Linked DNA regions of Homo sapiens: region 1 is linked to region 2. A link is an interaction called in ENCODE POLR2A ChIA-PET data of the cell type or tissue named here. Cell type or tissue: CD4-positive, alpha-beta T cell. All regions are shown on one strand. Links, peaks and the distances in the headings refer to the core of each region. The heading gives the core; the rest is flanking DNA. Region 1 overlaps LINC01980 (long intergenic non-protein coding RNA 1980). Region 2 has its middle 47 kb from the start of LINC01981.

The links. ChIA-PET counts read pairs that join two places held together with the same protein. Peaks named below come from ENCODE experiments on the same cell type or tissue, not always from the same donor. Only the 100,000 strongest peaks of a DNase experiment are listed, where the experiment ranks them.
Region 1: POLR2A ChIA-PET joins it to region 2 with 9 read pairs; 3 of 35 experiments call an interaction of 5 or more read pairs at or near these places.

What each region holds. Positions count from the first base shown.
Region 1 is chr3:27,819,848-27,835,959 of GRCh38, reverse strand. LINC01980 (long intergenic non-protein coding RNA 1980) reads right to left here. Exons shown (of 5, transcript NR_146630.1): 3 at 11,212-11,310. It overlaps LINC01981 (long intergenic non-protein coding RNA 1981), which reads left to right and starts at 1,824. Exons shown (of 2, transcript NR_132438.1): 1 at 1,824-1,961; 2 at 2,378-5,074. RefSeq lists a silencer at 13,471-13,671 and enhancers at 13,683-14,230, 14,231-14,779. In CD4-positive, alpha-beta T cell, for the core only: no CTCF peak of the experiment used is centred there; no DNase peak of the experiment used is centred there.
Region 2 is chr3:27,873,044-27,889,155 of GRCh38, reverse strand. No RefSeq gene overlaps it. Among named protein-coding and RNA genes, the nearest start is that of LINC01981, 47 kb to the right of the region's middle. RefSeq lists an enhancer at 5,396-5,987. In CD4-positive, alpha-beta T cell, for the core only: no CTCF peak of the experiment used is centred there; a DNase peak (open chromatin) is centred at 7,535; H3K4me3 peaks cover 1,260 bases; H3K27ac peaks cover 2,884 bases.

The sequences.
Region 1 (16,112 bases), core at 6,591-11,590, 55 kb after region 2:
AGTTAGGAAATGCAATTAAAGAAAATGTTCTCATGACAATAGCACCAAATGAAACATCATAACTCTAAATACCCTATTTAAAATGTGCCCTCTAAGCATCACACTACCTGACTTCAAACTATACTACAGGGCTACAGTAACCAAAACAGCATGGTACTGGTACAAAACAGACACATAGACCAACGGAACAGAATAGAGAACCCAGAAATAAAACTGCACACCTACAACTATCTGATCTTCGACAAACCTGACAAATACAAGCAATGGGGAAAGGATTTCCTATTTAATAAATGGTGCTGGGAGAACCGGCTAGCTATATGCAGAAAATTGAAACTGCACCCATTCCTTAAACTATATACAAAAATAAACTCAAGATGGATTAAAGACTTAAATGTAAAACCCAAAACTATAAAAACCCTAGAAGAAAATCTAGCCAATACCATTCTGGACACAGGTACGGGCAAAGATTTCATGATGAAGACACTAAAAGCAATTGCAACAGAAGCAAAAATTGACAAATGGGATCTACTTAAACTAAAGAGCTTCTGCATAGCTAAAGAAACTATTTAAACAGAGTAAACAGACAACCTACAGTATAGGAGAAAATTTTTGCAAACTATGCATCTGACAAAGGTCTAATATCCAATATCCAAAAGGAACTTAAACAAATTTACAAGAAAAAAACCAAACCCATTTAAAAGTGGGCAAAGGACATGAACAGACACATCTCAAATGAAAACATCTGTGCAGCCAACAATCATATGTAAAAAAGTTCAACATCACTGATTATTAGAGAAATACAAATCAAAATCAAAATGAGATATCATCTTACACCCATCAGAATGGCTATAATTATATATTAAAATGTCAAAAAACTACTGATGCCGGCAAGGTTGTGGAGAAAAAGGAACACTTTTACACTGATGGTGGGAGTGTAAATTAGTTAAACCATTGTGGAAGACTGTGGCAATTCCTCAAAGACCTAGAGACAGAAATACCATTCAACCCAGCAATCTCATTACTGGGTATATACACAGAGGAATATAAATTGTTCTATTATATAGACACATGCACACATATTTTTTTGCAACACTATTCACAATAGCAAAGACATGGAATCAACCTAAATGCCCAATAATAACAGATCAGATAACGAAAATGTGGTACACCTACACAATGGAATACTATGCAGCCATAAAAAGGAATGAGATCATGTCCTTTACAGGGACATGGATGGAGCTGGAGGCCATTATCCTTAGCAAACTAATGCAGCAACAGAAAACCAGATACCGTATGTTCTCACTCATAAGTGGGAGCTAAATGATGAGAACACATGGACACATAGAGGGGAACAATGCACACTGGGGCGTACCAAAGGGCAGAAGGTGTGGGGAGGGAGAGAATCAGGAAAAATAACTAATGGATACTAGGCCTAATACTTGAGTGATTAATCTGTACAACAAACCTCCATGACACGTTTACCTATGTAACAAACCTGCACATCCTGCACATGTACCCCTGAACTTAAAAGTTTTTTAAAAATTTAAAAATTAAAAAAGAAAATAAGATTTGCCCAATCTCTGTGAACAAAATCTAAAAATCTATAGAGAGACACAACAGAAGACTTGAATAAATAAAAAGAGCACCCTGTTTCTGGATAGTGTGGTAAACTATATTTTCCAGAATGGCCATAACAGTATTTCCTATCTCCCATGATCTTCTTTCAATGATGCCTTAAAACTCCTTTCATTGTGAAGTAAGGTCTTTGTTCCTTTGCCTTAAATCTGGGTGTACCTGTAACTATGGGAGAATTGACATTATGTGTTTTCAGAGGCAAGGTCACAAAAGGGAATGCAGCTTCTATCTGGTTCTCTTGGGATGGTTGTTCTTGAAACCCAGCCACCATGCTGTGAGGAAGTCCAGACAACCTATGGAGAGGCCCCTTTCAATTTTACTGAAAGGCAAGTTTCAGGATGATATTTATTTTTCAATGTTCTTGCTCCATTTCTCTCTCTCTCTCTCCTCTCCAATCTATTCTACTTAATTGCAAATTTCCACATTTTTTTATACAGAAACTTTGTCTTCTATAAAATCAATGGAAAGTGTTAATTAGCTGTCACTCATCTTCTATCATATTTGGCTCTTCTGCTTAGCAATTTTGTTTTGTTTCAGTTTGTTTTTTCTCCCCCTTCCAAGTTGCTCTCTATTTTGTTGACTCTTTCCATTTAAAAAAGGCCTGTATGTAAAGTCAGCTCACACATCCCTCACTCCAAATATTACTGTTGCTGATTTCTGTACTTCTTTATAACCAAGATCTTGGCTTGCCCCAAAGACCAGAAGAAAAATAATCTACACAATATCTTGTTCTTTTCCTCAGTTCTCTCTCAAACCAGAAAAAGAAATGAAGATAAAACAGATAACAATGTAACTTTTACCTGACAAAACAACCCTCCAAAGAATCAGCACAATTTAAAAGTTTAGAATAATTCTTTTTGTGGAAGCTCTTACAGGTTGAGGTTGTGCTCAAAATAAAAGAAACAGCCTGAAGATTAACGTAGAAGAATGTTTTGAAGGAAGAGAGAAAAAGAAGGAGAAATAAGAAGAGGAGGAAGAGACGGAAGGAAAAGGGGGAAACAGGAAGAGGAGAACAAAGAGGCAAGAGGAAAAACAAGAACTATTACTACTACTACTGTGTGGTCAGTTACATCTGTACTACCTTTAGATTTTTTTTTCCTTTTGGAGTAGATTAATGCATAATCCTTGCTGCACTGACTCATTTAGGTTATACCTGTTTTTCACTCTGGCTTCCCCAAGGTCCACCTGCATGTTCATACCAATCATTATCTAGACATGCATGCATTTCTAGACAGGCTGGAAATCTCCTTTTGGATGTTTCAGGGGCATCTCAAGCATAATATGTCCAACAGAATATTGATCTTGCCACAGAACATGTTCTATGCATCTTACCAATTGCACTTTGTGGTATGAACATCCCATCCACGTACTCACATGGGAAACTCAGGGGCCATGCTTGGGTGCTTCTCTTCCCTACCCCTGCCTCTGTTTCAACTGGCCTAACATCAAGTCCTATTAGCTCTGCCTCCAAAATGTAATTCCTATTACTCCATTCCTCTCCAATACCTCCACTGAAAACACCCTCCTCTAAACTACCATCTTTTAAACTGTTGTCAGACATCAGCAAGAGTAACCTTTATAAATATAAAGCAGATTGATTTCTTCCCCTACTTAAATGGTCCTATTGCAGTTATAGAAAAATCCTAAGTCTTTAACATGATCAAGAAGAGCCTACACACCAGGTCCTTCCCACCTCTCCAGCTGTGTACCATTCCTTCTGACTAATTCTGCCCCACCACTCTCCCATCCAGCTGTGCAAACACACCAAACACCTTCCCAATGCAAGGCCTTTTCTCATGTTATTCCTTCCATGTGGAGCACACTGAACTCCTTGGCTGCTGTCCTTCAGCTCATTTTTTGTGTCTCAGCTGAAATATTACTACCTGAAAGAAGTCTTCACCAGCTTCAAACTCAATCAACATCCTGTGCTGGACATTGTAGATCATCTCACTCACTCTCCATTCCACTCTCCTCCTATTTGAAGAGGATAGAATGCTACTAACTGCACTACTGACTCCCTTGCAGCTAAGGGTCTGGATGCTAATGTGGTTCCACCTGGCAGTTTCTACTAGCAAGCACTATCATGGAAACATGAGGTTTCTCTGTACTGTGCCAGTTTTCAAATTCCTGAGAATGAACTTAGTGGGTGCAGGGGCATTAGTGGCAATCGTGGCATGTTGACTGGCTTGCTAAATCATGAATCACAGCCTTGGATATCCATTTTGTAGCGACCCAGGTGTTCAGACACAGTTTCAATAAGAGAATTTAAGCAAGTGGCAGTGTGTTCTTGACCTGCAAAGTTCCATATGGGAGCTCCCCAGGGGGGCCAGCTCTGCAGTGTTCTGAGAAATACCCCTGAAGACCCAGGATTAAACTGCCTCTTCAGCCCTTCAAAAGAGTTTTACAAACATCCTCTTCCTTGAATTAATCCATATCCTGCTTAAAATACCTAGAGTTTTTTCTCTTTTCTTCACTGGAGCCTGACTGATACAAGTCTGCCTGTTAAACTCTCTTCTAATTCTTATCATAATATGTAATTATATATTTATTTGTGGGGCAACTTGTTTCCATCTGGATCACTGCTATGTCCCCAGCACCTAGGATAGTGTCTGACATACAAAAAAGAGAGTAATCAATATTTGGCAAACCAATGAGAGAATTTAGCACTTTCAACTATGTGGGTAATTCATTTGTCAACTGATCATGAAGATAATTAGATTCACACTTCAGTTACCTCTTATATCTTTAAATAATAACAAAATCTCAAAGTGTATAAAAAGAATGCAAATAGAGTTATTTTTTACAGAGTGCCAGATATTTAGAACTGCTGCCTACAGTCCGAGTGAGAGAGATGGTCTTGGAAAGCTGATGAAACAACTCCATGAATTAATTCTGTTTTCATTAAATCCGGTCTGATCTATTGCCTACTCCATCAGGAGACTTCATTAGGCTAACTGGAAAAGGACAACCAATATGGTAACTTAGTTAGCTCTGGTTGTGCTACAGCTAGATAAAAAGGTTTTTCTAGGCCCATTGATTCTGAGTGTAAGGTTTTCAGGTTCTCAGATCGCAAGGATTTAGTGTGAACCAAAAAGTCTGCAACCTGAAGTATGAGATTTGAAGGAAAGAGTTGATCTTCTCCTAGAGTTCAAATTGCTTTCATTGACTCCGAATGTTCCACCAAAAAATGAATGCAAAGGAACCTAAGGGCAGATGAGTATTAGAATAAGTCCACCAAAAGCAATGTTCTCAAAGCACCAGTGCTTCAAGCTGGCAACGCAGCAAGGTGGCTAAGAAATGGGTTTTGAACTACACAGACCTGGATGCAAATATTGCCTCTTCAATCAACGAGCAAAAAAAAAGAAAACCTTCAGCAAGTCTCTAATTTCACTAAGCTTTAGTTTCTTCATTCATTAAATAAAAATCCTAGTCACACCTATGACTAGTCGCAGGGTTTGTTTCTGGGATTTAAGTAGAATCACCTTTGTAAAATACCTAGCATGGAATTTAGAACTTATGCTATGTGTGTTTGACAAACAGTAACCACTATTTTTACTATTTAATGAGTATATTATTTGCCTGTCCCTCCATTATAGTATGATGACATCTGATCCATCGATTCTGAACCTGGGAAAGGAGTCACTGGTCCAACTGTGATATTATATTAGTAATTGCTTCTGTTGAGATGAAAAGGTCCAAAAATGTAAGATATCATTAAAAAAAAGATGGAAACAGCAGGGCGTGGTGGCTCACACCTGTAATCCCAGCACTTTGGGAGGCTGAGATGGGCGAATCACCTGATTTTGGGAGTTCGAGACCAGCCTGACCAACATGGAGAAACGCCGTCTCTACTAAAAATACAAAATTAGTCAGGTGTGGTAGCACATGCCTGTAATCCCAGCTACTTGGAAGGCTGAGGCAGGAAAATCGCTGAACCCAGTAGGCGGAGGTTGCTGTGAGCCAAGATCATGCCATTGCACTCCAGCCTGGGCAAAAAGAGTGAAATTCCGTCTCAAAAAAAAAAAAAAAAAAAAAAAAAAAAAAAAAAAAAAGGATGGAAACACTAGATAGTATTTTTTACTTTGTGGGATGCTTGTTGCTGCACTTATCATTTTAAAGTCAAGCTCACTCCCGCATATTTCATATAGCTCTGCTAGAGTTGTCACCTTCCCTGGCATGACCACCTAGCATATTTCAGCCACCTGGACCCAGTCATTTTTTCTAGAGGTCAGCATACATTGAAAATACTGACAATTTGAGACTCTTTCTGGAATTGATATGGATATGAACAAAAGACAATTTTACTTTCTCAGCTATTTCATGCTGTAGAGGCAATGTAAGCTTAGAGTGACATTACAGCACCATCTTTTCTATCCTAAAATAAGTACATAGAGGAAAACAGGTAGGGGTGTGTGTGTGTGTGTGTGTGTGTGTGTGAGGGAGAGAGAAAAACAGAGAGACAGAGAGTGAGAGAAAAAAAAGTCAATGGCATTGTATAAGTTTCCTGTATCTAGCCATTCTTAAATAAGATTCTGTCATCTTTAGACATTGCATTAATATAAGTCAATGAACTGATTTTTTCTTTGTTCGGATCTAAGCTCTGTTGAGTTAAAGTAAGTGTATATCACTTCCATGCAAAACAATTGTAATTCATATAAACACTGTCTTAGTTTGGGAATCCCTCAGAAGCAAAGCCTGAGACAAGAATTCAAGTACAAGTAGTTAACTTGAAAGGTAATTCCAGGAAATATCAGTTAGAAAGTGGAGAAGTAAATCAGAAAGTGGAATGGAATAAAGCCAATAAATGATTCAGGAAGCCAAAAATGGTGTATAATTGAGCCGGTTGTCACTGTGGGCACCTGCAGCTTAATAGCTCTAGGGAAACTGAGATCCAGTGTAGACTATAAGCCTCAGTGTAATCCCATCTGATGGACAGGGCAGCCAAGGTATTTATATACCAACTTCCTTCAGTCATTGGTTGTAGACTGATCTGGGCATGCTAATTCTCTGGTTTCAGCCTGCTTTTTGTGAGCATATACCAGAAGCTGGCTGTCAGAGTAAGTCCTTGCGCAAAGAGAGGCAAATGCTGGTAATTAGAGATGGGCCTGTGGGCACTACAATAGTAAAGCTCCAGGGAATATGAGGGGGGTGGGTACCAATAGCATTGCTACAACATTGTTCAGAAAATGTTATATATAAAGTTTCGGTGCCACAAAAGAAAGAGCACTCGAATATAAAATTTTCTTTTTAATTCTCAGCAAGGCAAGTTACTTCTATATAGAAAGTTGCGCCCTTACAGATGAAACAATGGTGAGTGCACACTTGGACAAGGGAGGGGAAGGGGTTCTTATCCCTGACGCACGTGGCCCCTAATGTGTCCTTCCCCTATTGGCTAGGGTTAGACCACACAGGCTAAACTAATTCCGATTGGCTAATTTAAAGAGAATGACGGGGTGAGTGCTTTGGCGGGAATCAGGGCAGAGCAGGTAGCAGGTAATTGGAATGAGTTAGTGTGGAGCAGGTGATTGGAGTGTAGGGTGGAGCAGGTGATTGAAAAAGGTTGCTTTACGAGGAAGTTAAGTTTAAAAGTAGACGGCAAAGAATTGAACATACTGACATATTAATTCTTTGAAAAGAAATTTAGAACTCATATCTAACAAAAAGATCCAAAAAAAGATCGGTAATAAAAGTAGCTTATGTTTATTGGGGTTCAGAAGGGATTTTGCCGTTTCTCACTTAATTCTCTAATACATTCCTACTAGGTCACTAACAGGAATTATTATTCCTATCTTACAAAACAAAAAACTGGATTCAGCAGTTAAGTAAATTGTAGAAACACACACAGCTGTTAGACAACAGAGCCTAAAGACTGAGTTTTCTAATTCTAAGTCACAACTGTTAGAGATTAGTTTAAATTTGGTTTTAGAGCAACTCTAGAAGAATGAGCCTTCAACAAACATTTTCCCTCCCACTTGAATTTCATAATCTCTATACACCAGAAAAACTCACAAATGGAAACACATATGATGTCTGAAAATATGACTTTTTTGAATACATTTAAAATTATAAAAAAACAAGTCGGACTAGTCTGAAAATGAAAAAGCTAAAAAGTCTGCATAACTGAAGTCTATAAAATCTTCATAATATAGAGTGAAGTTGAAATAGCCTTTCTGAGAAGTGACCCATGTCGGAAATGCCTGAATCTGGTTTTCTATTGGGTGAGTTTGTAGGGCAAATGTTCAAGAGAACACCTCTTCAATAGTTCACACCTTTGCCACATTTCAAGATGAAAAATCTTCACAAAGGGGAGATTTATGAGCTTTAACGAGGTCAAAGGGTGCCACCCATGACTTTGGTTTTAAAGAATGAGTTTATGAATCAAATATCTAGGTGGACAAAATGATAGAGATCACCTTCAAGAGGTTTCCAGACATTGGGGCAGCCATCTGAGAAAGCTCATGGAATTCCCACTCTTGGGAAATGTCAGCATTGTCTTAGGATCAAGATCTCTCCTGAAGAAAATTAAACATGACTTCAGCAAAAAAATATAAGGACAGTTTCCGAGTAAGTTATTAATTTTTGACCATCCAACTTGGTCATTTGAAAATGGTCTAAGGTATGGTGTGAGCCTAAAAACAATCATAATCATAATAATTAATATCTGCCATAATATAATGATATTTTTGTGAATATCTTATATAGTTCCATAAGAGAAGAAAACTAGAAATAATATTGACTGAGATAAGTACCCAGGATTTATCATACACCCTTAACTCAGCCCTTTAATAAATGTACATTGAGCTCCTATCACACCCAAAAGTATGGGAAAGTGCTAGGAAGTTAGTGCTAAACTCAACAAACATAATCCATGCCCTCCTGAAGTTATAGCCTAGTGGAGCAAACAAACAGGAGAAAATAAATATGTGATTGCAAATTGTGTCCAGTGCTATGACAGGTACTACGAAAGCTTGTAACCAGAAAACTTAATTTTGATTTAGGAATTAAGACTTGAAAGATTGATAGGGGTAATCAAGCCAAGAGTGGGCACAGATGACCTAGAGTTTTGGCTTCCTCTAGGGGGCACAGATGACTCAGAGCTCTCCTGACAGAAAACATCTATCTGGGCCGACAAGTGGAGAGATTCCTGTTGATGTGTGCATGTGCGAGAATGCAACTTTGGCTAAATACAGGTTGGTCCTGTAGCCAGTGTGGGGTTCTGAGGAGAACCTCAATTAGAAGTTAAATGAATCTTAATTTAAAACCTGGCTCTGCTATTCACTAGTTGTGTGGCCTTGGGGAAATGCATCGACTCTCAGTGTTCCAGTTTCCAGCCTGTCAATGTGGGAGATTAACGGTCTTGCAGATTAGGTTTTCTGGAAGCAGACTCTAAACTAAGCAAGACATTGATTAGGAATTGAGCTGTGATGGGAAGGGAAGGGAGCAATGAAAGCCTAACAGTGCCATAGCCAATCCTGGAGGGAGCTCAGGAGCAAACAAAACCCTACAGAGTCTGTCTATGTTGGGTGGGAATGACCTGACCTCTATATCTCTTCCTCAATTATGGGACATGGGCTTTCCCTAAAAAGGGCACAATTATGGGCCAGGTGCCTGTCTGCTGCCTAGGCCAACTCTGAAGGAGCTGAGAGCTGAACAGAGGCTGTATGCTGACCACACCCCCTACAGCTGGGAAGCACTTTCTCTTTGAAGGGAGAACAAGGTTGCACCTTTATGTCTACCACCAAAACTGAATTTCTGCAGAGCAAATAAGATTAAGCCCTTGAAAACAGCTGGCACAATGGAGATGTATAATAGATGTTAGTCAAGTCATAATCATTATCACATACTTCTTTATTCCACATCATTCAGCAGGCTTCTGCCATCATCATTTTAAGCACTTTTATATTAAGCATCTGCCCTCTGCATATCCTGCAATCTCAGAATGTAATGCTCTTCTCCCCTAAAATTTAAAGATATTCACTTCAAATGCTTTCTTCTCCACGAATTTTTTTCATATCCTACTTAGTACCTTAAGGGATCTTAATCATTCATTTGACAAGTATTTGTTCAGCCTTTGGCCTCCTAAGGCTGGGAATGGTAAAAAACCCAAGTTTACCCTCAAGTTTTCCTTCTGGTACTGTCCGTTTCGCACTTCTAGCCCACCTGAGACACAGCACTGTGGCACCCAGCCTATGCCACCTTGAACCTCAGCTTATAGTTTGGTCTACTTGCTGTCCTTATCTCTTAATTCCACAAGTGATTCTGTGTTCCTAGAAAGCAGAGATAATACCTTTCTAATTACAGTTACAATCTTCCCTCCCCAAACCCAGCATGTAATGTATATTCAATAACATGAACTAAATTGAGCTAAATTGAATTGAATGAAATAGAGGTTTGTCCTGAGTCTAGCTCTGGTACTCCTAATAAAAATGAATAGCTTTAAATAATTAATGAGAAACTCTTACAATTGAACTACTGAGCTAATTCAACATGCCATAAAACTTCTTACAGTTTATAATCCTTTGTACAAATAGAAAGAAAGGTTACCTACAAGGAAGACTTTGAAATTTGTTCCTTTAGCAATTACTGTACAACCCAGTATGGCTTAGGAGTAAAGAATACTAGGCTATGAAGTAAGCCTACATCATTTTGAATTTTATCTTTGTTGCTGTGTGACTTTGGGTAAGTCACTTAACTTCTCTGTGGCTCAATTTTCTTATTTATAAATCGGAAACAATACAGCACCTACCTTCTAGAATGTTATAAGCATTCAAAGATATCATGCAAATAAGGTGTTCAGAACACAGTAAGAGCTTAGTAAATGCCAATTACCATTATCATTATTATTATCCAGAAATTTATGTATATAGATGGGTGAATTATCTCCTCATTCACCAGCAGCTGAGTTCATATAAGGAGCTGGGAGAGGCCTGTACGGTTTTTGTGTCAGATATTCTACTAGGTTTGTTTGTAGAAGTATATATATTTCCTAAAATATAAACAGACTTCCTTCATATTTTCACTCCATAAGTTCTGGTGTTTCAATGCTTTTTAAAAGAAAAAAATAGCATTATTTCATTTCTCCCCAAGAAAAGTGTAAAAGCCAAGAACGTTTTTAAAATTACACTTTCATTACTTTTATAAAATATACTGTGAAGCATTATCATAAATAATTTAAATCAACTCCATGAATTTGTCAAAATAAATTAGCAACTATACATTCCTCAAATGACAATCTGGATTTTGAATTGATCTCTGGTGTTCGTGTTTGTGCGTGTGTGTGTGTGTGTGTGTGTATGTCTGTGTGTGTGTATGTCTGTGTATGTGTGTGTCTGTGTGTGTGTGTCTGTGTGTGTATGTCTGTGTGTGTGTGTGTGTGTGTATGAATAGATGACAGATCTTGGCTTTTTCTAAATTTACCAATGTCCAGTGAATTCAGGTATTTGATGACTTCACTTTTGCATTTTCAGTAAACATTTTGTTATTTGGCTATGAGGACAGCCCTTTTCTGAGTCATTTCTTCAAAAGCCTGAGCAGCATGTTGCACATCTCCTTTGCGGGATAAGAAAAAGCCCTCACCTCATCCAAATTGGCTGGCGGGTAGGGCTTCTTGCCAGGAGTCAGTCAAACCTAGATCATAATTCTATAGAGTTTCTCTCTTTGGATCCAGTGGGCATCCTGGAACAGAGAATTACAAGTGAGTTTCTGAGGTGTTAGAAGTATAGGTGCACTGAGATTATAAATCAGGCTGGAGAAAAGGCTTTTAAGCAGAAACTGAAACAGGGTTCACGTCTGTCAGCCCTTGTGAGGTTCAGTAAAGAGAACCAGACAGAAAACACACAGAAGGGAGACCAGGGTAGGGAGTGTGCAGGTGAAGACCTGAAAGGACTTTGAATAAGTTGGGGCTTTATCCTAAGGACCCAAGGGAAGCTACTGAAAGCGTCTAAGCAAGAGAGAGACACAACCAAATTTGCATTTGATTTGCTTCCAAGGAAAGTACACTAAGCATCTTTATCCAGAACCCTGGGTGAGCACAACAGCTATTTCTCTAAGGTTGCTGGAAACATAATTGTCAGATTTACTTGTCTGAAACGGCAAAATGTCCTTCCTCTGAAGGGAAAAAATATACTTTAATTTTTGCTACTTTATGATTTGTTTAAGGCAACCGTCCCATATCATAAGGGGAATAACTCTGTATAATTCCTAATATATAAAACAGGAAGTGTCTATACTTTTCTGGAAAGAGATCTTTTAATAATAGATTCCAAAACATTTTTTATCCCCACCACAGCTTAAGATGGAAAAAAAAAAGTGGCTGGCTGTGGTGGCTCATGCCTGTAATCCCAACACTTTGGGAGGCTGAGACAGGCAGGTGGATCACCTGAGGTCAGGAGTTCGAGACCAGCCTGGCCAACATGGTGAAACCCCCTCCACTAAAAATACAAAAATTAGCCTGGCATGGTGGCACACGCCTGTAATCCCAGCTACTCAGGAGGCTGAGGCAGGAGAATTGCTTGAACCTGGGAGGCAGAGGTTGCAGTGAGCCAAGATCATGCTACTGCACTCCAGCCTGGGTGACAGAGTGAGATTCAGTCTCAAAAAAAAAGAGAGATAGAACACACACAAAAAAATAGAGATAGAGATGGAAAAATAATGAAAGACATATCAACTTAAAAATTCTGTAATGAGGCTAGGCATGGTGGCTCACACCTGTAAGTACTTTGGGGGCCTGAGGCAGGAAGACCTCTTGAGGCCAGGAGTTCCAGACCAGCCTGGGCAACATAATGAGACCCCCATCTCTACAAAAAATAAAAAAAAATTAGCTGGGCATGGGGGTGCATGCATGGAGTTCTAGCTGCTCAGGAGGCTGAGGTAGGAGGATTACTTGAGCCCAGGCTCTCTAGGCTGCAGTGTGCCATTATTGCACTCCAGCCTGGGCAACACAGCAAGACCTTATCTCAAAAAAAAAGAAAGTTCTGTAGCTGGCTTGGGTATATATGAGTACTAATTCACAAACTTTGAGAAATATACAAAACCTTAGAAATTATTCACATCAACAGTTCTCAAACTTTTTGGTCTCAGGAGTTCTTACACTCTTAAAAATCATTAATGACCCTGAAGAGTTTTTGGAGTGTGAGTTACATCTATTAATATTGACCATATTAGAAATTAAGACCAAGACAATTTTAAAACACAATAATTCACAAACACATAGTCCATCAGCCACCAGATCCATGACATCATCACACCTCGTGTAGCCTCTTGAAAATCCCACTGCACACTCCTAATAGCATGAGAATGAAAAGGTAATAACATCTGCCACTGTTATGAAAATAGTTTTGCCCTCATGGACACCCTGAGATCTTAGGGAACCCTGTGGATTCTCACACCATGCTTTGAGAACCATTAATCTACTCCAACTAGAAGATTAGGCCAACAATACATTCTAGATCATGGAGCTGCTGAGGACGAGAGCCAGCATTTCTGCTTTTTGATATCCTCTCATTGACATGTGTCTATCTGAACAAGGCCACTTCCTGAGTAGTAATTCCAATCTGTATTAGTTAGGATAAAGCTAGTAAGTAGCAACGAATTAACTTCAAAATTTTCCTGGCTTATTTCACAATTACATAAAAGTCCCATATGGGACATAAAAGTCCTGTTTCACACCCATAAAAGTCTCTTAGGGTGACCAGTAAATCCCCCGTTTTCCTGGACTGTCCCAGTTTTGAAACTGAAAGCCCCACATTCCAGAAACTCCCTCAGTCCAGGGCAAACCAGGACAGTTGGTCACCTTAACCATCTCGTAGAACTTTGGGGCCTTTGGCAGAAGAGGAAAGAATGCAGAAGGCACACCCGCTTCTTAAAAACTTCAACCCATATGTGATACCCATCCCTTCCACTCACATTTCATGGTGGGGAGTAGTTACAGGGATATAAGGGAACCCAGGATGGGAAATGTAGTTGGGCAGCTGGGGTCTTTACAAGGGAGAATGTACATATTGGTTAGACCATTAGACACATTTGACAAAAAAAAAAAAAAAAAAAAAAAAAACCTAACTTTACTCCATAACACTGCTGAGAGTAAGGTAAGGTGGGCATCACAAAGGCTACCCATTATTCTGAGGGTTTTAAAGAAGATTTTAAAAACTTCAGCCCAAGAAAACATAAATGCCCTATACAAATGGTAGTGTTGATCTTATTTCCAACTTAATTTCTGCCTAGAGCTCTTGGTTGAAAACAATCATCATTCATTGATAAAAGAGCATCTTAATTTTTACAATAGTTGTTTCTTAAAAATGATGGCCAAGCAAATAATATTTTAAATGCATTAAGAAACTTCCGGGGAGCAGCCAAGATGGCCGAATAGGAACAGCTCCGGTCTACAGCTCCCAGCGTGAGCCACGCAGAAGACGGGTGATTTCTGCATTTCCATCTGAGGTACCGGGTTCATCTCACTAGGGAGTGCCAGACAGTGGGCCCAGGTCAGTGGGTGCGCGCACCATGCGTGAGCCGAAGCAGGGCGAGGCATTGCCTCACTTGGGAAGTGCAAGGGGTCAGGGAGTTCCCTTTCCGAGTCAAAGAAAGGGGTGACGGACTCACCTGGAAAATCGGGTCACTCCCACGCGAATATTGCGCTTTTCGGACAGGCTTAAAAAACGGCGCACCACAAGATTATATCCTGCACCTGGCTCGGAGGGTCCTATGCCCACGGAGTCTCGCTGATTGCTAGCACAGCAGTCTGAGATCAAACTGCAAGGCGGCAGCGAGGCTGGGGGAGGGGCGCCCGCCATTGCCCAGGCTTGCTTAGGTAAACAATGCAGCTGGGAAGCTCGAACTGGGTGGAGCCCACCACAGCTCAAGGAGGCCTGCCTGCCTCTGTAGGCTCCACCTCTGGGGGCAGGGCACAGACAAACAAAAAGACAGCAGTAACCTCTGCAGACTTAAATGTCCCTGTCTGACAGCTTTGAAGAGAGCAGTGGTTCTCCCAGCACGCAGCTGGAGATCTGAGAACGGGCAGACTGCCTCCTCAAGTGGGTCCCTGACCTCTGACCCCCGAGCAACCTAACTGGGAGGCACCCCCCAGCAGGGGCACACTGACACCTCACACGGCAGGGTATTCCAACAGACCTGCAGCTGAGGGCCCTGTCTGTTAGAAGGAAAACTAACAAACAGAAAGGACATCCACACCAAAAACCCATCTGTACATCACCATCATCAAAGACCAAAAGTAGATAAAACCACAAAGATGGGGAAAAAACAGGACAGAAAAACGGGAAACTCTAAAACGCAGAGCGCCTCTCCTCCTCCAAAGAAACGCAGTTCCTCACCAGCAACGGAACAAAGCTGGATGGAGAATGACTTTGACGAGTTGAGAGAAGAAGGCTTCAGACGATCAAATTACTCTGAGCTACGGGAGGACATTCAAACCAAAGGCAAAGAAGTAGAAAACTTTGAAAAAAATTTAGAAGAATGTATAACTAGAATAACCAATACAGAGAAGTGCTTAAAGGAGCTGATGGAGCTGAAAACCAAGGCTCGAGAAGTACATGAAGAATGCAGAAGCCTCAGGAGCCGATGCGATCAACTGGAAGAAAGGATATCAGCGATGGAAGATGAAATGAATGAAATGAAGCGAGAAGGGAAGTTTAGAGAAAAAAGAATGAAAAGAAATGAGCAGAGCCTCCAAGAAATATGGGACTATGTGAAAAGACCAAATCTACATCTGATTGGTGTACCTGAAAGTGATGGGGAGAATGGAACCAAGTTGGAAAACACTCTGCAGGATATTATCCAGGAGAACTTCCCCAATCTAGCAAGGCAGGCCAACGTTCAGATTCAGGAAATACAGAGAACGCCACAAAGATACTCCTCGAGAAGAGCAACTCCAAGACACATAATTGTCAGATTCACCAAAGTTGAAATGAATGAAAAAATGTTAAGGGCAGCCAGAGAGAAAGGTCGGGTTACCCTCAAAGGAAAGCCCATCAGACTAACAGCGGATCTCTCAGCAGAAACCCTACAAGCCAGAAGAGAGTGGGGGCCAATATTCAACATTCTTAAAGAAAAGAATTTTCAACCCAGAATTTCATATCCAGCCAAACTAAGCTTCATAAGTGAAGGAGAAATAAAATACTTTACAGACAAGCAAATGCTGAGAGATTTTGTCACCACCAGGCCTGCCCTAAAAGAGCTCCTGAAGGAAGCGCTAAACATGGAAAGGAACAACTGGTACCAGCCGCTGCAAAATCATGCCAAAATGTAAAGACCATCAAGACTAGGAAGAAACTGCATCAACTAACGAGCAAAATCACCAGCTAACATCATAATGACAGGATCAAATTCACACATAACAATATTAACTTTAAGTGTAAATGGACTAAATGCTCCAATTAAAAGACACAGACTGGCAAATTGGATAGAGTCAAGACCCATCAGTGTGCTGTATTCAGGAAACCCATCTCACGTGCAGAGACACA
Region 2 (16,112 bases), core at 4,521-9,520:
ACCAGTATTTTGTAAAGCTTTCCAAATAATTCCACTGTGCAGTGAGTCTGAGAACCAGGGGTCTTGACCAATGTTTCTGGAGCAGTAATTCTGGAATAGGACTGGGATTCTGCATATCTGACACACTTGCTTCCCAGTGATACAGATTCTCTTGGTCCTTGGACTGCACTGAATAACAAGGCTATAGGGGAATCCTATTCCTTCATTTTTGAAGTATTAGCACATGAGTTACGAAATCACTTTGGGGGCCTGCTTCATTATTTATGAAAATGAGGGTTTAGGCTAAATCATCTTCAAGCTTACTTTGCCACTCCAGACCTTGCCTTATTACTAGCAAGACCAGGAGTCTCTTGTGTTCCACAAGGGGTCAGATCACTGCTGCTTCCAGCATTTATTGAACATTTGGCTGTAAGGCTGTAGAACAGTAGCTCCTACTCCCCATGGGGCGGAGTGAGGCAGGGCAGGTTAACCCTCTGTGTGCACCAAAATCACATGGAATGCTCATTTTAAATGTCCTAGAGCCCTCCCTCCAGAGATGCTGATCTCATGATCTGGGCTAGAGCCTAGAAATGAGTGGTGTTAACAATAATAATAGTTAACATTTATTGTATGTTTGCTATATATCAGGGACTATTCTGGAATTTCAAATCCTCACAGTGATCCTATGAGATCAAGACTAGTGTTATCCCCAATTTACCGACTGAGAAACTGATAAAGAAGTTAAATAATTTGACCAATGTCATCCAATTAGAAATTACAGACAAGGGATTCTACTATGAGAAAATGTAGCACAGTTAGATATTGAGGTCCTTGACTCAAAGAGTTTCTAATTAGAAAAAGGAAAGAAAGGTGGCTGGGTGAGGTGGCTCACACCTGTAATCCCAGCACTTTGGGAGGCCGAGGCTAGTGGATCACTTGAGGTCAGGAGTTCAAGACCCGCCTGGCCAACATAGTGAAATCCCATCTCTACTAAAAATACAAAAGTTAGCTGGGTGTGGTGGTAGGCCCCTGTAGTCCCAGCTACTCTGGAGGCTGAACCGGAGAATGGCTTGAACCCTGGAGGCAGAGGTTGCAGTGAGTGGAGATCATGCCACTGCACTCCAGCCTGGGCAACAGAGCAAGATTCCATCTCAAAAAATAAAAACCAAAAATTAAAAAAAAGGAAAGAAAGGAAAAATAAAAGTGAAAAGTAGTAGGGCTAGTAGGCAGGGGAGTAAGGATTCACAGCCTGAGAGGCTGGCTGGAGGTCCCAGACTTTGACCTAGCCGGTTCTGCTGCAGGTGGCTCCCAGATCACTCCTTAAGTTTCCATTTATAGATCCACTGAGCCAGCAAATGAGCTGCATAGGGTTTTCCAGGGAGTTTTTGTAAACTACAATCTCCTGAACCCTCCTCTTTTGTATTTTGACTCCTAAGGTCCAGCACAAAGCCCTGGAATCTGCATTTTAACAATCATACCCTTCTCGCCGAAGTGATTCTGATGCACAGCCAAATTTGGGAATCACTGGAAGAATAGGACTTAGAGGCTGTCAGCCTCTGGCCACTTCACATCTCTGTGTCTTTATTCACTCATTCATTCTTTCTTTTAACAATTAGCAAACATTTGAGCACCTACTGTATGCCTAATACTGGATGCTGGAGATTTAATGGCAAACAAAACAGATAGAAATCCCTCTTCATGGAGCTTACATTCTGGTTCATTGGAGGGTGACAATGGAGAAAAATTAAGTAGCAAAGAGAGTCAGGAGGAGTGCAAGTTTGGAGTGCCCAGGAAAGACCTCACAGAGAAGATGACATTTGAGTAAAGATTTAAAAGAGAGGGCTGTGGGAAGGGTATTCCTGGCAGGGTGAGCAGCTCATGCAAATGCTCTGAAGTAGGAGTGTGCTTGGCATATCTAAATAACAACAAGAAGGCCAATGTAGAAGGACCTGAGTGTGTAAGGGAGACTAGAAGGAAATAAATTCAGAGAGGTAACAGGGAATACATCATGCAGAACTTTGTAGGCCACTGAAAGAACTTTGACTTCATTCTGAGATGGGAGGCCATTAGAAGGTATTGAGTAGAGTTATCTCATCTGTCTTATGTTTCAAAGGATCCCCTCATTGCTGGGTTAATAATAGACTACAGCAGGGTAAGGGCAAAAGCATGGGGACCAATTAGGAGGCTGCTGCGATTATCCAGGTGATAGATCATACTGGCTTGGACCAGGGTGGTAGTTTTGAGGTGATGGGAGATGAATACATTCTGAGTATATTTGGAAAGTGGAGAAAACAGAATGTGCTGAAAACTTGGTTTACAAGAGGAAGAAGTAAATGATCTTCTTTAGTAAATTTCAGTCACTGATTCATTTTAAAGAATATTACCTGGGCATTGTGGTGTACACAGGTATGTGCTGGTCACTGTGCAAAAGCTTGGGAGGTACATTGATAAGCTAGACATATGGTACCTGTCCTCCTGGATCTTACATTTGAGTGGCACGGGGACAACATGTACCTAATTGTCTGGGTTGTTATGAGAATATAAGGTGCATAGTACAGAACCTGGCACATAGTTGCACTCAATACATAGTTGATATTGCTATTATATAGGATACTTAGCATTTGGCAATGTGTGGGGACATTTTCTGTTTTCATAAATGGCAGGGGTGGGGGCAGGAGGGAGGAACCAGGGATACTGCTAACAGTCCTATAAAAACAGGACTGCCCCCCTTTCCTCCCCACCTCTCTCTCCACTGAAGAATTATCCAGTCCCAAAATGTCAGTAGTGCCCCAGGTTAAGAAACCATGAGATGAAGAAAAGGTAGGTAAAGTTATCACCCAAAATCATAATCATGTGGTCATAAACAAAACCAGTGGTTTGAGAGGAAAAGTGTCCACACTTTCCTAAGTGTTATGGACTCTGGAAGGACGTCATCATATCTCTAATAAAAGAGGATGCTCAAAAGAACAAGTGTGTACTGTCCTAGCTTTGTTTTCCAGAAATGGTCCTCTTTAAAGGCAACCATCCATTCTTTCTTCTCTCTTCACCAAACAATGAGGGAGTAATTTTTCTTCTCATTGAAAAAATCCTGTTTGCCTAGACTGGGATGTGGGACATTCTAGGAGCAGGAAAAGTCTGTTTGAAGAGGTTTTATTCTGGGAAAATTAATGGGCAGACAATGAAAAAGAAGAGACAAATTGTTCTTTTGGTTCCAAATAAATGCTTGTTTTCTGACACTGCCTGAATTTAAATGGTCCTCAGTTTGACTGAGAAATTAACACATCTTTGAGGTTAATTGTGGGGGTGGGGTGCAATTCACACCACTTCCAGAGCAATTGTCTGTCTGGAATGCAGAGCAAGCAAGCCGTATATACTCTTTAACCAACACTTGCTTCTGCCTAGACCAACAGCTCCCTTCTGGTCCCTAGGAGCTGCCTCATTATTGAGGGCATGGGTTTTGCATGAAAGACTCATAACTTATAATTACAGAGTCATCAACAGCAAGCTCAGCATCTTCAGTTTTTAGCTGAGGGAACTTAGGAAAATCTTAGAAGCTTTTAAAGCCAGCAAATTACATTTTCAAGCTTCCTTCTCTAAAATTCTGTGATGTTAGGGATCTCAAGCTCTATTTTGTGGTACAGTTCCTCTAAAGTTACATCATGACAGGGTAGTAAGCAAATGGTCTTTGGGAGAAAGATACTTATACAAAAAACGTTTTCTTTTTAGGGAGAGTAAAAAAAAATACCTTTTGATAATTCTTACATGTTATTAGGATTCTTTCCATAAATACTGAACCAGTTTTAAGTGCTATCATCAATGCTGGTTTTTCCATAAGCTTTATACCAGACAGCATTAGATTTTATCATTTTTTGTTGTTTTGATGAGTTTAGTATAGTACCAATTTTAGGTTATTTGCATCTGTGTATCTTCATCCATTAAAGAATCCATCTACATGGAACCATACTCTCTTTCTGTATACTGTAACTTGGACATTTTGAGGCTGATAGAAACTGATAGTAAACAGAGTTTTTGCCTTAACCAAGTGATTTTTATTTTGTATTTATTTTATTTTATTTTTGCCACACTGGTGATTCAAGGAAGGGATATTGAAGCTATAAAAAGAATGTTATTCTAGAAGAGATTTTGATCTCCTCCAAACTAAATTTTAAAAATAATGAAAGAAGCATTAGATATCTTTCTTAAATTTGTTATCAAGGAAGGCTATCAAATCTGTCTTTTCTGCAGGTCTTTACTGGGAGCATAAATTTACTACAGTGAAGGAATAAGTGCAGACATATTTCAGAAACAAAAGGAAATCTAGATTATTCATTGCTAGACACCAATCATTCAGGACTTTTATGCTTTAGAATCCTTTAAAAAGTCTGGAGAACAAGGGTGAAAAAAATGTCCAAGAAAAATCCAAAATTGTTCCCAGATAACGTGTTTTATTAAACTTACTTCTCCATCTCATCTTGCTCCTAAATTCTCCTACCAACCTGCCTATCTCTTAGTGTTCATTCTCCACACATAACCATGACCCAAGTAAACAAAATTCTGGCATATCTACATTTAATTATCTTTGTTGCCAAAATAATATATGTTCACTGTATAAAAATTAGAAAAAATACATGACAAAAGAAGAAAATGAAACTCCATCTATAAATTCCACACTCCAGAGATAGTCACTGTTAATGCCTTTAGTTATATCCTTCCAGATATTTTTCCATCTATATATATATCTTTCATATATGTATTCATATATATATCTTTCATATATATTCATATATCTTTCATATATATTCATATATATCTTTCATATATATTCATATATATCTTTTATATATATGAATATATATATCTTACATATATATGAATATATCTTTACATATATTCATATATATATCTTTCATATATATTCATATATATATCTTTCATATATATATTCATATATATATCTTTCATATATATTCATATATATATCTTTCATATATATATTCATATATATATCTTTCATATATATTCATATATATATCTTTCATATATATTCATATATATATCTTTCATATATATTCATATATCTTTTATATATATATTCATATATATATCTTTTATATATATATTCATATATATATCTTTTATATATATATTCATATATATATCTTTTATATATATATTCATATATATATCTTTTATATATATTCATATATATATCTTTTATATATATTCATATATGTATCTTTTATATATATTCATATATATATCTTTCATATATATATTCATATATATATATCTTTCATATATATATTCATATATATATATATCTTTTAAAGTCGTATTTCTTCAAACCAGCCTTTATCACATTTTCTTCATTTAACATCGTATTAACACTTTCTGGGTCAATTTTTTTTTGTAGAAACCCATCTTGATTTATTTATATAACCTTCTATTATAGAATCCTAAGGGAGTTTCTAATTTTCTACTTTTAAAATTTTATTTGTAGTTAATACCTCACTATTTTTGTGCATATATTTACCTATTTGCTTACAGTAAATTCCTAAATGTGGCACTATTGGACCAAATGAGGATGCCGACTCCTGGGACCTTGACACATATTACTGGCAGTTCCTTAAAATTCACACTGATGTTACTTGTCTCTCCACCACCAGGAGATTGACATATAAGCCTGAGGGGGGCCTTGTATGTTCTTTCAAGCAGATAGTCTTTGGAAATACAACAAAGGATTTGGGAAGTGTAGGTGGCTCAGTTGACTGATGGCCCACAAATCATCACAAAAGAACTTTCAAAGGTGACATTTTACAGAGAGTGATTTTATCACTGTTACTGTTATGATTGCTGGTAATGAGGTGGGTGAAAGGCAAAATAGAAAGGGCTTTCCTTTGAGGAGAAAAAAAAACAAACTTTGTACAGTAACAAATTCAGATTTCACTCAGTAAACCTAAAGGCACCACTAAATGAGGCTTATTTAAATTAAAGATAAATTGAAAATAGTTAAAAAAAAGTACTCTACAACCTTGAGATTCCATTTCTTAATATGTATTAGAGAATCCCTGGTTATAATAGTATGAAACTGGAAAAATAAATGGAAAATAACTGAAATGTCCATCAACAGGAAAACAGATTAATTATAGTATATGCATACACCGAAATGTAATTCGGCAGATGAAATATCACTACATAGATCAACATGAATAGACTTTTAAAAACATAATTGCAAGTAAAGACAGATGTGAAACAATATATATAGAACAATAAAACAGAGAATAATACTATATATTAAGAAAAACATATATGTATATAGATTTATGTAAAATTATGTCCTGAAAAATACACACCAAATTTAGATAATTGCCTCAAGGGAATGAAGAAAAATGACACAGGTGAACATGACAGTGAGTGATAGGGGAGAAGAAAGGCCCTTCAATTTTATGTGTAATGATGCATTATTTTAATAGTAAAATTCCATGCTGTTTTACCAAATCCAAGCCATTAAATATAAAACCATTATTATTCGATGTATCAAGAAGAAAGTTGTCACAATATGCACAATAATTTTAAATTAAACTCTTGAAAACTTAACAATAAATAATATTTTAGTATAAGTTTGTCCCACTGAATTTCAAATAAATAATACATATTTTTTTTCTATAAATGTATACAAATATTTCATGGGTCTGATTTGTACTAAAAAATTGTTGTTTATTTGAAATTCAAATTTAACTATGTTTTTATTTTCTAAATATGGTAAACCTATCCAAAGTTGTAACTAATCTGACAAAAGGACAAAGCAAAAAAATATAACTGGAAGCTAAGTGGGAAAACAAGAAATAGAGAGTAGGTTGGAAGTGGTTGCTAGCGAAGAAAAACAACTAAGCAAACCAATCCCCAGTTAGTTATCCTGACAGCATATATTTTATTTGAAAACCATATACGGTTTTTTTCTGTTTCTTATTTTTATACAGGGTTCCACTCTAAATCGTGGACATATTTGAACCACTGAGCAATGAATATAATCTCAGCAGCCTCGGTCATCAGTTTGTCATTGCCTAATCAATGGGTCCTCATGGGTTTTACCAGCCCTTGAAGGGAAAAGCCAGCACCAAAGGTCTCTCCCAGGAGACACAAATTGATCTGGCAGGCTGGCTCAGGGGCCACCTTCTCGAAACTCAACTCTGTTGCTGCCTTCCCTTTCACTGATTAAGTAAAACAATCTTGGAGTCTTTTTTAACTTTGGATTTGAATATCATACAGTAGTGTGTGCTAGAACTCCCTGCACCAGCTTGAGGGAGATGACAAAATTTTCTCCAACCAGGTAGGATCAGCTCCTCCTTTGACAAGGTAGAGACGCTGAAGCCCTTGTCCTGGGTCACAATCATTTTCTGTGGCAAGTTCACAGCTTCACCAGCTTCTAGAACACAGGCATACCCTGAATGCTTAAAAACATTAAAAAAAATACCCCTTCCTGTTCTTCTCTAAGTTACAAAAATAGAAGGAAGTGGGGTGCGGGGAGGCAGAAAGAGAGGTGTCAAGCAGACATTCCCTGGGTCTGAAAGAAGCAGCAGACTCCACAGTGTCTCACACCTTCTCTGGGTTTGTGCAGAGAACTGATGCTGCTTACTTACCCTGTTGCTTGCATGTAGGTCTAGGGAGGTTAATATCTTCTCTTCCCTCCTCGGTTTTACTTGCAATAGTTGTTAAGGTGAGAATTTAGTTATTGGGTGTTTTTCACCTTATGTTTTGATCGCGAGGGATTTAAAGTTACTTTCACTTTTGCAAACACTGTAGCCCTGATGGAGAAAACTGCAAACCCTCATCAAGGGCCCCCTAGTAAAGGAGACATTGGGAGAAGATATTCCCATGGTGCTCATAGTTCTTAGAGCTGTCAAAGGCCAAGAAGCTCCTGAAGTGGCAGGCTCTGACTACTGGCTTTCCAATTTACCTTGTTTTACTTCTTCCTCACCAGAGTGCAGTAAGGGAGGTAGTATGTCCCCCATTTTATAGAGGAGGAGACTGAGACTGGGCTGGGTAGCAAGAAAGCAGAGGCAGGAAAAAAGAGACGGAGTCATCTGGCATTTACAAGGCACTAAAATCACTGGAAATGAAATACAATGAAGACAATGCTATTTCCCAAAACCACTTTCAGAAAAGACTTACATGTGGGTTGCTTTACCAAGCCGCTTAGGGGAAGAAAAAGAAGGGGCAGAACTAATCCTCCAAAGAGGCTTGAGATAGATAGAGCTCAAGCTGCCTTCTAAGAAGGGATGGGAAATTTGGGCACAGAGCTTTTCTTGTGCTGGGTTGAGTAAGCTTAGGGGAGGAAAGGTGTGATATTTTCCTCAGCAGTCATAGGATCCAAGCCTACACACCTATAAAAAGGACAGGTAAACAAGAGAAAAGCATAACACAGTTATTTAATCAAAGTTTTATGTGACACGGGTGCCTTTAGAAATGAAGATCGGGAGATCCAGGGAAAACTGTCTATTTTTTTTAGGTTCAATGAAGAATAGACAGCCATGTAGAAATGTGATTGGACAAAAGAGTATGATCTAATGATAATAGGTGGCAAACCCAGCAAGGCCTTTCCAGAATCTTCTTGTCTTCTCTGTGTAACATTCCTTCCTCCTGGATATGGGACAGGGCCCTCGGAATGAGGTCTTCAAGTAAGAAGGGAGAAGGGGAAAAGTGACCTTTTTAGTTTTTATGGCTTGCTTTGGGTGAGAGGAGGACTAGTTTCTATGACCCACCTTGCAAAAGTGAAATTCTGGTTTCTGTGATTTGCTTTTGAAGAGAAAGAGGGGCAGGAAACCAGAGGATGGGAGAAGGTCAGGCAGACCTTGTTTCTGAGGCCCTCCATGTGTCCTTCAGTTCAGAGTACTCAGCACACCAAGGTGCCATATTTGGGGTATTGTGTTCTAAGCCCCAACATAAGTTTGGGATTAAAGGCAAATTGGTCTGGACAGTTGAGCAAGAATAGTACTTTTTCCCTATCCAGCTTCCACACTGCTGCCCAGCCTCTCCTCTAAATGGCATACATTGACAAGGAGAAGAATGGGACAATATCTCTTTCCTCATTGATGGAATTCTCTTTTTGAGGAAATCTCTCCTTTCATGATAGTGATAAAATTTTGGAAGTTGGAATGCAGAAGAGCACATAACTGACTGACTAAATAGACCAAAGAAAGCTGATCACCAGACATCTGAGGAAACACACAACATGAAAGTCAGAAGTCTAAGAAAAGACTGGGTGTGGTGGCTCACACTTGTAATCCCAACACTTTGGAAGGCCAAGACGGGAGGATTGCTTGATGCCAAAATTTCAAGAGTAGCCTGGGCAACATAGCAAGACCGCATCTCTACAAAAAACAAAAGTTAGTCAGGCATGGTGGCATATGCCTAGCTACTCAGAAGGCTGAGGCAGGAGGAACACCTCAGCCCAGGATTTGGAGGCTACCATGAGCTATTATCATGCCTGGGTGGTAGAGTGAGATATTATATGCATGAAATAAAAACAGGATTCTATTTTTAAAAAACCAAACATGCAGACAACGAGACTGAGTTTTAGAAAATGAAAACCTGAAAGCAGAAATGAACATCTCAATTGATGTGCTAGAAGATAATTTACAAAAATTTCTTGGAAAGTAAAGCAAAAAGACCAAGACATGGAAAATGAGAGCAAAAAAAATTTGCAAATTAGAGCTTAGAGAGTGTCCAGAAGACTAACCATCTAAGTAGAAGAAATTCTAGAAAAGAAAACAGATACAATAATCAATATTACAGCTTAAGAAAATTTCTCAGAATTAAAAGTCTTATTGAGGTTCACCACAAAAATTAAAAATAAATCCTCACTGAGGCCCACCAGTGTAGTGCTTCAGAACACTAGGATCAAAGACAAAATCCCAAAGCTTTCAGAAAAGAAAAAAAAAAAATGCTTACATTAAAAGGACCAAGATTCAGAATGGCTGTAGATTTCTCAATAAAACAGTAGAAACTAACAGAAAAATGGGGAAATTCTGAGGGAAAATAGTTTCCAATTTAGAATTCTATGCCAAGACAAGGAGTAAAATGTCAGCGTGGATTAAAGACACTTTTAGATATGTAAGAGCTTAACATTTTAATCTCCTATATCCTTTCTCAGGAAACAATTATAGGACACACCATCGAAATGAGAGATTAGGGCTGGGCGCGGTGGCTCATGCCTGTAATCCCAACATTTTGGGAGGCCAAGGCGTGTGTATCATTTGAGGTCAGGGGTTCGAGACCAGCCTGGCCAACATGGTGAAACCCTTTCTCTACTAAAAATGCAAAATTTAGCCAGGCGGTAGTGGCGCGCACCTATAGTCCCAGCTACTTGGGAGGCTGAGGCAGAAGAAACGCTTGAACCCAGGAGGCAGGGGTTGCAGTAAGCCGAGATCGCACCACTGCACTCCAGCATGGGCAACAGAGAGACACTCTGTCTCAAAAAATAAAAAAAAATTAAAAAATTAAGAGATTAAACCAAGAGAAGAATAAATACGGGAAAGACAACTCATAAGAGAAGGAAAGAGAAAATCTGAGCAATCAGCTAAGGCAGGCCAGAATTGAAGAGCCTTGGCTCAGATTTAGGGCTCCTTTCATTTTATTTCTATTTTATCAAGTTATGCACATAATTGTATATTATAGTTCAACAAGATTTATTATGAAAGTTAGCCCCTTGGGGGCCATATTCTTTTTCCCACTCCTTCCTACTCCTCAGAATCAACCACTTAGCTGCTTTCGCTGTCTCCTTTGTCATTGCTTTCAAATAGTTAAATAATATAGTCCAACTTGAATTTTCCTTTTAGCCATTTCCTATTAATTCCCTAATGTGGGAGTTAAAGTTTCCCTATCATCGTCACCACCTGCCACAACCACACACCCTATGCTTTTAAGATGGGTCTGCTTATCCAAAAAGTTGGCTTTTGCCTTGATTTCCACATGGTATTAAAGCTTTCACTTTTGCTTCCTGTCATTCAAGATTGTTTTTTGCATGATGCATGTGTGTGACCTGATGATTGAGTCTGTGGGCTTGAAGTAAAGCAAAGACAGGGAGGCATTAAAAATGAAATTTTCTATAATCAAGACAAGCACACAAATGTGTGAATAAGATTTTCAACAGAAACATAACAGAGACCAGGCAGAATATGGGGCAAAATAGAGAAAGTGATAATAAGTAGATTTATCAGGGCAGCACAAGCGAGAAATAAAAGCAAGTTCAAGATCAAAGAAAACACTCAGCCTTCTTACTTTAGAATCAAATTGGCAATTAGCCTAGACCACCTTCCACAATGACCACAGAAGCGCTATGTGATCCAAACAGGAAGCACCAGCCTCAGAAATTTTTAAAGTCCCTACTGTGAACTTCTACTCTTTTATCTGCCCATCTCCTCTCTCTTCTTATAGGAACAGACAGACTCTCTTTTGGAGAACTGCTTCTCTCTCCAGGCTAACCATGTGGTTCTCACAGGGACTATTTGTCCTAATCTTATCCTCTGGCCATATTGATTAATTGCAAAGTAAACAACCCAAGGCCAGGCCAATTAGAATCCTTCCTGGGTTTTTTAAGGATTGTTATAAAGGGATGGAGTTTAGGAAATGCCATACCAAAATATGCTGCTTTGTTTTACTAATTCCTTTGAGGTGAAGGCATTTGGAAAACAGCAAATGAAGGTGACAGAGGTCTCGGAACAAGAGTGACTCCATCTTGAGTGGGGCTGGGTAAAATGACACTGAGACCTACTGGGCTGCATTCCCAGGAGGTTAAGCATTCTAAGTTGGCACAAGGTACAGTTCACAAAGACCTTGCTGATAAAGCAGCATGTGGTAAAGAAGCCGGCCAAATCCCACCAAAACCACGATGGCGATGAGAGTCACCTCTGGTTGTCCTCACTGCTCATTATATGCTAATTATAATGCATTAGCATGCTAAAAGACACTCTCACCAGCACCAGTGATAGTTTACAAATGCCATGGCAACGTCAAGAAGTTACCTTATATGGTCTAAAGAGGGGAGGAACCCTCAGTTTCATGAATTGCCCACTCCTTTCTGGGAAACTCATGAATAATCCACCCCTTGTTTAGCATATAATCAAGAAATAACTATAAGAATCCTTAGTCAAGTAGCCCACTCTGCTGCTCTGACTATGGAGTAGCCATTCCTTTGTTCATTTACTTCTTTGATAAACTTACTTTCACGTTACTCTATGGATTCACCTCAAATTCTTTCTTGGGCAAAATCCAAGACCCCTCTCTTGGCATCTGGATCAGGACCCCTTTCCAGTAACACAGGGAGAGACTTTCACTGAACTCCCCTTGCAGCCTGAAGACAGACCCTCCAAAGGAGTTCGATTATCATCAGTCTCTTTTCTGGGAGTTTTATCAATCTGGAAAGACTAACTCGTATCACAGGAGAGGAGACAAGAAATTGATACCCCACCTAGACAATCTTTGTCACTAACTATTGCAGACTCTCTTCTGTTTTTCTAAGGGTTCATCTTTCTGCCAAATCGTTTACTTTCCCCTAAGTTGCTTGCATCCCTCCTTTCCTCTCCCCTATGAAGAGGGCATATAAGCTCCCGAATCTCACCTGTTTATTGAATATCTACGTTTCTTTCATGCGATGCTCCTGTGCGCGTGATGAATTTGTATGCTTTTTCTCCTATAAATCTCCCTTTTGTCAGTTTATTTAACAGAATCAGTTATCGAACCATCAGAGGGTGGAGGAAGAGTCCTTCTTCATGGGGGAAGAGGGTCTTTCTTCACAATGTCATATGCCACCTAAAAAGCAGAACTTCTAAAATACAGTAGTCCCTTCTTACTCATGGAGGGTTTGTTCCAAGACCCCCCAGGTGGATGCCTGAAGCTGCAGAGTACCGAATCCTATACACATAATTTTCTAAATACAGTAATGGACATGTAGTATATGCAGCGTGGATATGCTGAAAAAAGAGAAGATTCATATCATGGGTGGGACAGGGGAGGACAGCAAAAGATTATAACATGCTACTCAGAAGACCATGCAATTTTAAAGTTATAAATTTTTTCGGGAATTTTCAATTTAATACTTTCAGACCTCAGTTGTCCATGGCCAACAGAAACCATAGAAAGCAAAACAATAGATAAAGCGGGGGACAACTGACTATTGTACATAAGAGGAAAGTGGATATTGGGGGATAGCTAATAGCCTCTGCCACAATTGCCTACTGAGCCATCACAGGATATGATAATTAGAATTTTTCCTGCCTCATTTTTTTGATTGAGGCACCATCAAAGAATAATTCAGAGACCTTTTATGGTTATGTTGCATACAGTTTCTTACTGTTTGTTATTAAGGATGCAAATTGTTAACTCATCTGTGAGGAAGTTGAATAAAAGATGCAGTCAAAGATCAAAGGCAAAAACGTGATTTTAGAGAAAGAAAAGAGAGGAAAGAAGAGCCAGTAGAGTATAAAAACAGGTCATCTTGTTTGAACATATTTGGGTAAACTAATGAGCTGACAGCTAGCTGAGAGGTTAGAATGGACATTTTGTATTAGAATAAGCCCCACGGAAGTATCAAAAGACACAATTTTAGCTGTTTAGGGTTTCTCCGGAAAACCTCGAGAGTTTAGCTATGGAGCATGCAAGGCCAGTAATCTCTGGTCAGTGTCTGCCTGTCCTTAACTATGTTTTGGTTAGGGCAGCACGGCACAATTTCTTACTTTAGAGTCTCACTTTAGAATTTACCAGCACAGATAAGAGGAAAGTGGCTACCACTGGAAAATTCTGCTGTGAGCCCTGTGTGCACCTCTCTGCCAAGAGCCTATTTGGGGAGGAGGGGGCAGGCCTGTACCTATTCACCTCAAGTCCAGTGAGGGGCACTTCGGTGGAACAGTGTAACCAGAACACTGGTTAAGAGGATTGTTTGGATAGAAGGCTTGTAGTTCTGAGTCCCCTGCCCCCACCATGCTGCTTTGGGGGGAAATTAGAGGAGAGTTGTTTCTGTTAAACCCCAGGCATAATAATGGGTCTTCAGAAGGACTCCTTGGAAATCCTTGAACTGTGACATACTGGGGACTGGTGCTTGGCTTACACTTTAAAAAGTGAAAGCAGACTGTGTACTGGAGTCTGATTCCCTTTTAGGAAATCCAGAGTGAGAAGGACTTACTTAATGCTTTGGTGATAGCATCCAAGAGCAGCTGCTGGGTTGAGATGGGTCTACATTAGGAATGCAGAGGATGGTGTGAGGTGCTCATCTTACTCTTAGGCATTGCACAGTGTATTAATGCAGTATTAATTAATTAATAGAGAGCACTCTATTAGAATCCCAGTGACCTGGTATATCAGATGGTTTAGAGGAGGAGTCTAGGAAGCCCCAGAACTTGTCATAGGTATCCATTAATATTTTCTACTTCTGTTGCTGTTTTTATCTCAGTGGGCCCAGTTATGTCAGCCCAGGCACTACAGTGTCAGCCAGAGGCAACCATTAATGTGCTGGGGCTTGGATGAAGTGGCTCTGCCCAATGGCAGTGTTCCACACTGATAGTGTCAAAAAATGCTAACAACATCTCCCCTTTTAAAAATGCACATAGAATTCTCAACCCTCAAGAATCTAACTTTACATGTTAGATTCACCTGGGAGTGTTAAAAAACACTGACGCTGGCCAGGCACGGTGGCTCACACCTGTAATGCCAGCACTGTGGGAGGTCGAGGTGGGTAGATCACGAGGTCAAGAGGTAGAGACCATCCTGGCCAACATGGTGAAACGCCATCTCTACTAAAACTACAAAAATTAGCTGAACATCGTGGTGTGCGCCTGTAGTCCCAGCTACTTGGGAGGCTGAGGCAGAAGAATCACTTGAACCAGGGAGGCAGAGGTTGCAGTGAGCCAAGATCACACCACTGCACTCCAGCCTGGTGACAGAGCAAGACTCTGTCAAAAAACAAAAAAACAAAACAAACAAACAAAAAGCAAACAAAAAACAACAACAACAAAAAAACACTAATCCTGAACCTCAAATCACTTAAACTTATATTGTGAAATTGGAGACTAGGCATCAAGATACTAAAAGGGTCCTGAAGTGGTTCTAATGTTCATTCTAGGTAGAAAATCCACTAGTAATAAAACAATCGGAAGAACATTGCCCAACCTGTTTAATCAAGAATGAACACAGTTACTGACTGCTTGTGGAAACTACATGGTAGGGAGGCTGCTTTTTCAGTCTGTTCAAGAAACATTGACTCATAACTTTTCTATTCTTGAGTAAAGAATAGAAAATTATTTATTCAAGATTTAGGTTATGTTTCAAAATCATACAGGGTCAGGGTTGCTGCAGTTTCCATAAAGGTAACAAACATCTCACTTTCCTGGTCTCTAGGGCAGGATAGGAGACCTTAACTGTAGTCCCTGAGCCTTTAGAAATGCACTACAGACCTCCCTCATTCCTTAACATTCATCTTTCCTTGTTTGTTTTTTGTTTGTTTGTCTCGTTTGCTTGTTTGAGATGGAGTCTTACTCTGTCGGTCAAGCTGGCATGCAATGGTGCAATTTTGGCTCACTGCAACTTCCGCCTTCCAAGTTGAAGTGATTCTCCTGCCTCAGCCTCCTGAGTAGCTGGGACTGTAGGCATGCAACACCACACCTGGCTAATTTTTGTATTTTTAGTAGAGACAGAGTTTCACCATGTTGGCCAGGCTAGTCTCAAACTCCTGACCTCAGGTGATTTGCTTGCCTTGGCCTCCCAAAGTGCTGGGATTACAGTCATGAGCCACCACGCCTGGCTTTAACATTCATCTTTCACCCTTCATTTTCCACTGTTTATAATATTTAGTCATCCCATTTATCTATCTGCCCAATGACCCCCTGACATCTACCTCCTTTCAGCTTTGTGCCTTGTAATTAAGTCCTAAACCACTTAGGCTTGGGTGTCCACTTTAAGCTGGTGCCTTTTCTCCACCCAATTTCTGCTGACCTGAGAGAGGTAGGAGCAGTCTCTGATCATAGTTCCTGAAGACACCATAGAGATGGGGTGAGAAAACAGAATAGAAAGAAGAAAAGAGGGTCTTTCCCTGTGGCTTATTAAGAAACAATATGCCTGACACTAAACCTTGCCATGAGAAT